2 separate regions of the Homo sapiens genome follow, and region 2 is linked to region 1. Evidence: chromatin contacts called from ENCODE POLR2A ChIA-PET data. All regions are on one chromosome and are shown on one strand. Each heading gives the region's core, a stretch centred on a gene start or an enhancer-like site at or near the end of the contact. The rest is flanking DNA. Distances are from core to core; before and after follow the strand shown.

Region 1 (3,849 bases), core at 647-3,146:
ATTTCAGGTATTTATGACACTACAAACGAAAATAAAGCAGGAGGCGTGCTGGTGTGGGTGGAGGCATTGTTACAAGTGGGGTGTGTGAGGAGGGCATCTCTGAGGAGGCTTGAGCAGAGCCAGAGGAGCCGTGTCGTGTGTGTGTATGGAATGCATGAGAAATGCTAGTGGAAGAGCCTCACACATAGGAAAGGGCCAATAAATGGTGGGTCATCATCTTATTACACACAGCAGAGGGAACGAAAGGAAGAGGGATTGGAATCCGTTTCCCAGGGTCTGCGGCAGTCACAGAGAGTGACAGAAGATTCCCTGGGCTGGCAGGTGGAGCAGCAGCCCTGCTCATGGTGTGGGGGGTGGGGAGCCCTGGACCTGAGGAGACCCAGCTCTGGGTGGCCTTGGGTGAGCCACTCTCTGGGCCTCAGTTTCCTCATTTGGAAAACAGGGCCGATAATGCCCACCTTGTGAAACTGGGGGGTGTCACAGGCTGAATGATGACCTCCTCCAAATAATTATGTTGAGATTCTAACCCCCAGTACCTCAGAATGTTACTGTATTTGGAAATAAGGCCTTTAAAGGGGTAATTAAGTGGCCAGGCACAGCGGCTCACGCCTGTAATCCCAGCACTTTGGGAGGTGGAGGTGGGCAGATTACTTGAGGTCAGGAATTCGAGACCAGCCTGGCCAACATGGTGAAACCCTATCTCTAGGAAAAATACAAAAATTAGCTGGGCATGGTGGTGAACATCTGTAATCCTAGCTACCCGGCAGGCTGAGGCAGGAGAATTGCTGGAAGCCGGGAGGCGGGAGTTGCAGTGAGCCGAGATCCCGCCACTGCACTCCAGCCTGGGTCACAGAGTGAAGCTCCCTCTTGAAAAAAAAAAAAAGGTAATTAAGTAAAAATGAGGTCATTAGGGTGGACCCTAATCCAATATAATCGTTGTCTTCATAGGAAGAGGAAATGTGGACACAGACACAAACAGAGGGAGGGCCATGTGAGCCCAGAGCAAGAAGGCGGCCATCTACAAGCCCCGGAGCGAGGCTGCGGGAGAAGCCAGCCCCGCTCACACCTTGACAACAATCTCTGTTGATTAAACCACACAGTCTGCAGTCCTCTATTACGGTGAGCCCTGCCAGCTGAGATGGGGTTGACGTGGGAATACAGCTGGGCACACAGGAGGCCCTCAGTGGAGGCTGGTTTCTTTGGCCCAGTGCCACATGGAGCCCGTCCACTGGCTGAGCTGGGGGCCTGATTGTGGCCACTCAACGTCTCTGTAAAGCTCAGGGTCTGCCTTGAGATCCTGCACTTACCACGGAGTGGCCCTGCCTTGGGGACCCATCTCACCTCACTTCTGCCCTCCTTTCTGGTTCATGACTCAGCCATCCACTAACCTCCCGTGGTAGCACTGTGGCCACTCTGTAAACGACAGCACCACTGGTGTCTCATTGGGGGCCAGTCTGGAAGAGGGAGACCACCCTAGGCATTTCAGACAGAAGGGATGGAATACAGGCATTGCTTACACAGAGGACGGACGAGCCGAGATGCAGAAAGGCCAGGTGAAGCATTGGCCACAGCTGGAGGCGCTCCACCCTAGGCCAGCGGGACAGAAGGAAGCTGGGTCCGAGAAGCCAGGGCTTGGAGCCACAGTGGGGGCTGCCTGGTAGGAGTTGACCAGGGAGGGAGGGTCTGTCGGGCGGGGGCGGGGGCTCTTTGCCTTCCGATCCAAGCTCCGCCCTCTGCAGCTCTGCTCTGTGTATCCCAGAGCTGACCCTGCGGCGCCTTTCCCAGGCTCGCGTCCGGTGAGTTCCTATTGGCCAACGGGAGGCCCCGGTCGGGGAGCGCCCCGGGACAGGCCCCTGTGCCTCCCGCTTTGCGGAGTGACGCAGGCCCTGGGCTACAGCAACCTTACCAGCCCCTCCAGCTTAGAGGTGGCAGTGGCTCTCTGCGGCTGCGATTTCTTTCTCGGAGCGTCCTCCCCATCCCGTTCGGCCTCTGCCTCCACCGTCGTCTCTGTAACCCGTTCCCTGTGGGAGAGTCTCTGTTGCGGTGTTCAGGGGTTTCGGTTTTCTGGCTGAACAGTGATTAACGCGAGGGAAGGCGCTGACGGCAAGGTGGCAGGTGACCAGCCCAGCAGGCCGCCCAGCCCTTCCCTTCCTACAGACAGAAGCACTGAGGCCTGCAGAGGGGACAGGCAGGTGGGCGTGGGGGATCGGGGGCAGCCCTGGAGTCAGACAGGCCTTGTTTTGTCCCAGGAAGAACATTCCAACACAGACCACAACACCTATGGACCTGGAAAACATTGTGCTCAGTGAAAGAAGCCAGACACAGAAGGACAATGTTGTATGAGGTACCTGGGATGGGCAGATTCTGAGAGATGGAAAATAGAATAGAGATTACCTGGAGAGAGGGGGGAATTGTTGAATGAGGACAGAGTTTGTGTTGGGGATGATGGAAAAGTTTTGGATACAGAGAGTTATGACGAGTATACAGCATTGTGAATTTTTTTTCTTTTCTTTGTTTTTTGTGACAAGGTCTTATTCTGTTGCCCAGGCTGGACTGCAGTGGTGCAATCCTAGCTCACTGCAGCTTCGACCTCCCGTGCTCAAGTGATTTTCCCACCTCAGCCTCCCGAGTAGCTGGGACTACAGGTGCGTGCCACCACGCCTGGCTGATTTTTCTTGTATTTTTTTGTAGAGATGGGGGTATCGCTATGTTGCCCAGGCTGGTCTTGAACACTTGGGCTCAAGTAATTCTCCCGCCTTGGCCTCCCAAAGTGCTGGGATTACAGGTGTGAGCCACTGTGCCTAGTGTGAATGCATTTAATGCCACTGAATTGTACACTTAATAATGGTGAAAAATATAAATATTCTGTTAAATATTTTACCACAATAAAAAAATGTGTGACAGTTGTCAGAATCAAAATGGTGTCACTAATGTTTTTTTTTTTTTTTTTTTTTTTTTTTTTGAGATGGAGTCTCGCTCTGTTGCCCAGGAGGGAGTGCAGTGGTGCGATCTCGGCTCACTGCAAGCTCCGCCTCCCAGCTTCACACCATTCTCCTGCCTCAGCCTCTTGGAGTAGCTGGGACTGCAGGCACCCGCCACCACGCCCAGCTAATTTTTTGCATTTTTAGTAGAGACGGGGTTTCATCGTGGTCTCGATCTCCTGACCTCGTAATCCGCCCTCCTCAGCCTCCCAAAGTGCTGGGATTACAAACGTGAGCCACCGCGCCTGGCCTGGTGTCACTAATGTTAAGAAAACCTTCACAAATAGAGGCAGACCATGAAGAGAGGGGTCTCATTCTTATATGCCTGATAAAGAAAGACTTTAAGAACTACAACCCTTGGCGGGGTGCAGTGGCTCATGTTTGTAATCCCAGCACTTTGGGAAGCTGAGGCAGGTGGAATACCTGGGGTCATGAGTTCGAGACCAGCCTGGCCAAAATGGTGTAACACTGTCTCTATTAAAAATACAAAAAAAATTAGCCAGGCGTGGTGGCAGGCGCCTGTAATCCCAGCTACTCAGGAGACTGAGTCAGGAGAATCGCTTGAACCTGGGAGGTGAAGGTTGCAGTGAGCAGAGATAGCACCACTGCATTCCAGCCTGGGCAACAGAGTGAGACTCTGTCTCAAAAAATTAAAAAAAAAAAAAAAAAAGAAGCCGGGTGCGGTGGCTCACGCCTGTAATCCCAGCACTTTGGGAGGCCAAGGTGGATGGATCACATGAGGTTGAGAGTTTGAGACCAGCCTGACCAACATGGAGAAACCCCGCCTCTACTAAAAATACAAAATTAGCCAGGTGTGGTGGTGCATGCCTGTAATCCCAGCTACTCGGGAGGCTGAGACAGGAGAATC
Region 2 (3,849 bases), core at 558-3,057, 52 kb after region 1:
TAATGATATGGTGTTATAATACGCACACAAAGTGTCCTAATCTGATATTATATCTGGGTTTTGTACAATAGATACAATCGGCTGGCTGCAGTTTGCTAATTCATTCTCGACCTATCTCCACGCTCCACCTAGATGACTATCGGCTTCCTTAATTAAGTGGAAGGCAAGCTCTGCAGGCGATGCTTGCAGTCCCAGCACCGACGAGTCCGGCCTGGCCCTCCCATAAGCTGGGATAATAGCTACTCCCACATGGGGCGAGGCTGGTTCTGCCTTCTTCATCCCAACCTCCTGTCCCAGTCTTGGGCGTGACAGGCCTGCTCCAAGGCCTGGTAAGCCACAAACGCCAACCACCAAGGGCTCAAACCGGCGGCCTGTGGGCCGGGCCGGCCTCGAGATGTGTTGGGTTTGGCCTGCATGGTGCTTTTGCTGCAAGTTAAAATGAGTTGCCAACTATGAAAAATCAGAATGTCGTACACAAACATCCAGATTCCCGGCTTCTCTTGGGAAATGGGAAGATGCAGGGACTCGGGTTCATAGTCCTGGGTGCTGGGGCTGGGGAGTGGCTGTCCCCTCTAGACAGGACATGACCACAGTTGTCTCCTGCCAGTTTCACTTTTATGTCCCTGCCCGATCTTGTAGGCAGTTGAGTTTGCAATCCCTGCTCTGGGCTTTAACAATCAGTTACCCCTTGGCAAGATGGGACAGTGAGGCTCAGAAGAGGCAAGTGACAATGGTCATTGCACAGCGAGCTGGAACTCAGGTCACAATCATTCAACAGGTCTTTATTGAGCTCCCACTGTGTACTAAGCCCTGGAGACAAAGACCACAACAGATATAGTTCTTGCCTTCTGGGGGGTGACAGTCTGTTGTTCCACAGGCATACCATCCACCCTTATTGCTGGAGGCAATAGGATCTGTTAGAGACAGGTCCTTTATGATCCCTCAGAGTAGGTGGAAGCAGATTCCCCATAGCTTCTGGGCCCCATCCAGGCCAGAGAATGGACTCTGAAAGGTGCAAGGGGAGTGGAAGCAGCCATCTTGGAAGGAAGCTCTTGGCAAGTGTTCTTACTAGAGGGGGATGTCCCTAATCTCCTACCTGGGCTCCCAGAGAGCAGGAAGGATGAGCAAGGTGGGCTCAGAGGGGTCGCAGGTGGGGGTGGTGGGGGACAGGAGGGGAACAGAGAAGGCACAGTGGCATCAGCTAGACAGAGCATGGGGACTTTCCCATCCTGGTTGAACCAAGGGTGAATCAATTAGGTCCTTCTAAGACAAGAAGTGGAGGGCAAGATGCTGAAATACCCAAGCTGCCCACCTACTAGTCCAGGAGAAAGGGCTTTGCTCAGCCAGTCTGGGAGGAAGTGTTTGTCCTCTTGCCTCCCACTCCACTGCACCACCCCTGGCCCGGAGGAGAAAGTGCAGCCTGGAACCTCTGTCCCCAGTGCCTCAATGCTGGACCCAGCTTGGGCCATTGCAGACCAGCTGGCCTTCCAGGAGCCACATCTGAAGAGCATCAAGCAGCCCACATGCTCCGTGGCCAGCTCCCCACTGACGCGGGGGGATGAATAACAGTCCCAGCCATCATGTGCATTTGCTAAAAATAAACTGACATACTTTTTGCATTGGGAAACAATGTGGATTCCAAACATTCTCAAAGGGCAGAGAGGGGAAAAAAGGAAGAATGGAAATCAAGTTTTCGAGCTTAGCAATTAATTAGTGCCTGTAAACAAATGACTCATGATCTTTCCTGACTATTTTTCTTTCCATTTTGCGTGGATTTTCGCAGGGACTCAGGGAAGAATGCCAAATGAGCCAAGCTGATAGGCAAGACAGGACCCAGATGGGACTGTCTTGAGGGGGCGTTGTCCAGTTGGAGAGTGTGAGGAAGAGCATCAGGTGGAAGAACAACATGTGCGATGGCTATGAGGACTAAAAGATCTTGGCATGTCCAAGGAACACTGAGGAGGCCCATGTGGCTGGAGTAGAATGGGTGAAGGGGTGAGGTCAGATAGATCCACGGGACTTGGAACATACAGACCCTTAGTGGTGTATTAAGGCATTTATATTTGATCTAGAAGACAGTGGGAGCCATGAGAGGGTTTTAAACCAGGAAAGAACATCATCTGATTTATATAATGGTGTCATGTAAAAAACAGATGATCAGGCCAGACACAGTGGCTCACACTTGTAATCCCAGCATTTTGGGAAGCCGAGGTGGGTGGATCACCTGGGTCATGAGTTCAAGACCAGCCTGGCCAACATAGCGAAACCCTGTCTCTACTAAAAATACAAAAATTAGCTGGGCATGGTGGCAGGCACCTGTAATCCCAGCTACTCAGGAGGCTGAGGCAGGAGAATCACTTGCACCCCGGAGGTGGAGGTTGCAGTGAGTGGAGATCGTGCCATTGCACTCCAGCCTGGGCAACAGAACAAGATTCTGTCTCAAAAAAAAAAAAATCAGAAAAATATATTCTACATGTTCTCTGTTGTTTAGATGCTTCTGATACTTAGATTTCCTCAACAAATGATTATCTAATTGTTATGTTTCTTAGGGGTTTACACATGTAATGTTTGTTTCCTCTCCTTAGAACATCAGCCCTATGATAACAGGGACCTTGTCGGTCTTGTTTACTTCTGTGTCCTCAGTGCCTAGACCACTGCTTTGCACACAGTAGGAGCTCAGCAAGGGCTTTTCAAGAGAATGAACACTCTGTGCAATGTCAGAGGCCTCATTCCACCTTACAGGGCAGGGAGGTCTTCCAAGGCCAGTCTGGATGGTCCCCAGGAGAGGCAGGTTTTATTTAGTTCAAAATAAGAAGAAGTTTTATGGCTGGAACATCGATTCTGCAAGGAATTGAACCCCCTGGTAATGGGGTCATTCCAGCTGGGCCCATGCTATCAGTCCCACAATGGCCCTCTCTGATTTAAGACAGTCTCTGTGCTGCTCATAGAGTCCACTCAAAGATCTATGAGGTTGGCATGTGGCTATGCCCATTGTGCAGACAGAGAAACTGAGGCCAGGGAGTGGTGACATGCTCAAGGTCACATGGTTACAAGTGGAAGAGCCTGGCTTGGAATCCAGGTCTGACTATAAAGTCTGTGTTTTTAACTCCTTCTCTGAGCCATTGACATGGGTTCCAATGCCTGCTCCACCACTTAGATGCCGTGTGACCTGGGGCAAGTCACTTTGCTTTCTGAGCCTCAGTGTTTTGCTCCATTTAATGGGAATGCGGCCCCTTGCCTCTCAGGGCTGCTGGGGGTGGCAGGGAGGTCTGAGCCGGCACACAGATGTTCGAATCACGTGCATCCCTCTTCCCTGCCAAGCTCCTTCCTGGGTCCTTCTGCCACTGGCCCCCGTCCTGGGCTGCCGACCCCGCCTTAGGCCAGAAGCTCCTTGGAGTCCACCCTCCAGTTCTCCCCCCGCCCACTGGGTGTTGAGTCACTCATGCCATGAGCTTCTTGCCCTCTGCCTGTGTTTTCTTCCTCCTTTTCTTGGTAAAACCACTGCCTTTTCTGATTGCTAAAGCTCCTCCTAGGGAGCAGGTGGGTGGCAGGGGAGACCCCACCATCCCACAGAACCGTCTCCACCGCTTCCCCATCCCTCCCACTCTCACCACGCCAGGCTGAGGTCACTGAGCACGAGGCCTGGATGGCAGACATGGTCAAGGTTGGGGGTTTAATTAATCATCAGGGAGCAGGCAGGGCTCTGGCTGGTCCAGGGCCCCTTGTCTGGGTATAGGCTGGTGGGTAGACTAGGGGAGGTCAAAGTAAATATTCTGGGAATGACGTTGCTTGCAGCCCATGGCAAACACAAACATGGAAAAGCCTATGGGGATGTGCAGTAATGGGGAT

The links. ChIA-PET counts read pairs that join two places held with the same protein, here RNA polymerase II (POLR2A).
Region 2: POLR2A ChIA-PET joins it to region 1 with 10 read pairs in BJ. The contact joins the enhancer-like site here to the promoter of LINC01273 in region 1. POLR2A ChIA-PET finds 5 or more read pairs at or near these places in 5 of 52 experiments (BJ, GM12878, HepG2 and 2 more).

What each region holds. Positions count from the first base shown.
Region 1 is chr20:50,170,674-50,174,522 of GRCh38, forward strand. It overlaps LINC01273 (long intergenic non-protein coding RNA 1273), which reads left to right and starts at 1,897. Exons shown (of 3, transcript NR_109943.1): 1 at 1,897-2,115; 2 at 2,250-2,344. RefSeq lists an enhancer at 1,595-2,096.
Region 2 is chr20:50,223,229-50,227,077 of GRCh38, forward strand. No RefSeq gene overlaps it. Among named protein-coding and RNA genes, the nearest start is that of CEBPB-AS1, 33 kb to the left of the region's middle. RefSeq lists enhancers at 969-1,469, 1,470-1,970, 3,324-3,618. Within about 2 kb of position 1,808, at least 23 of the 41 ENCODE cell types and tissues checked have a DNase peak (open chromatin) inside an H3K27ac peak, as active enhancers do.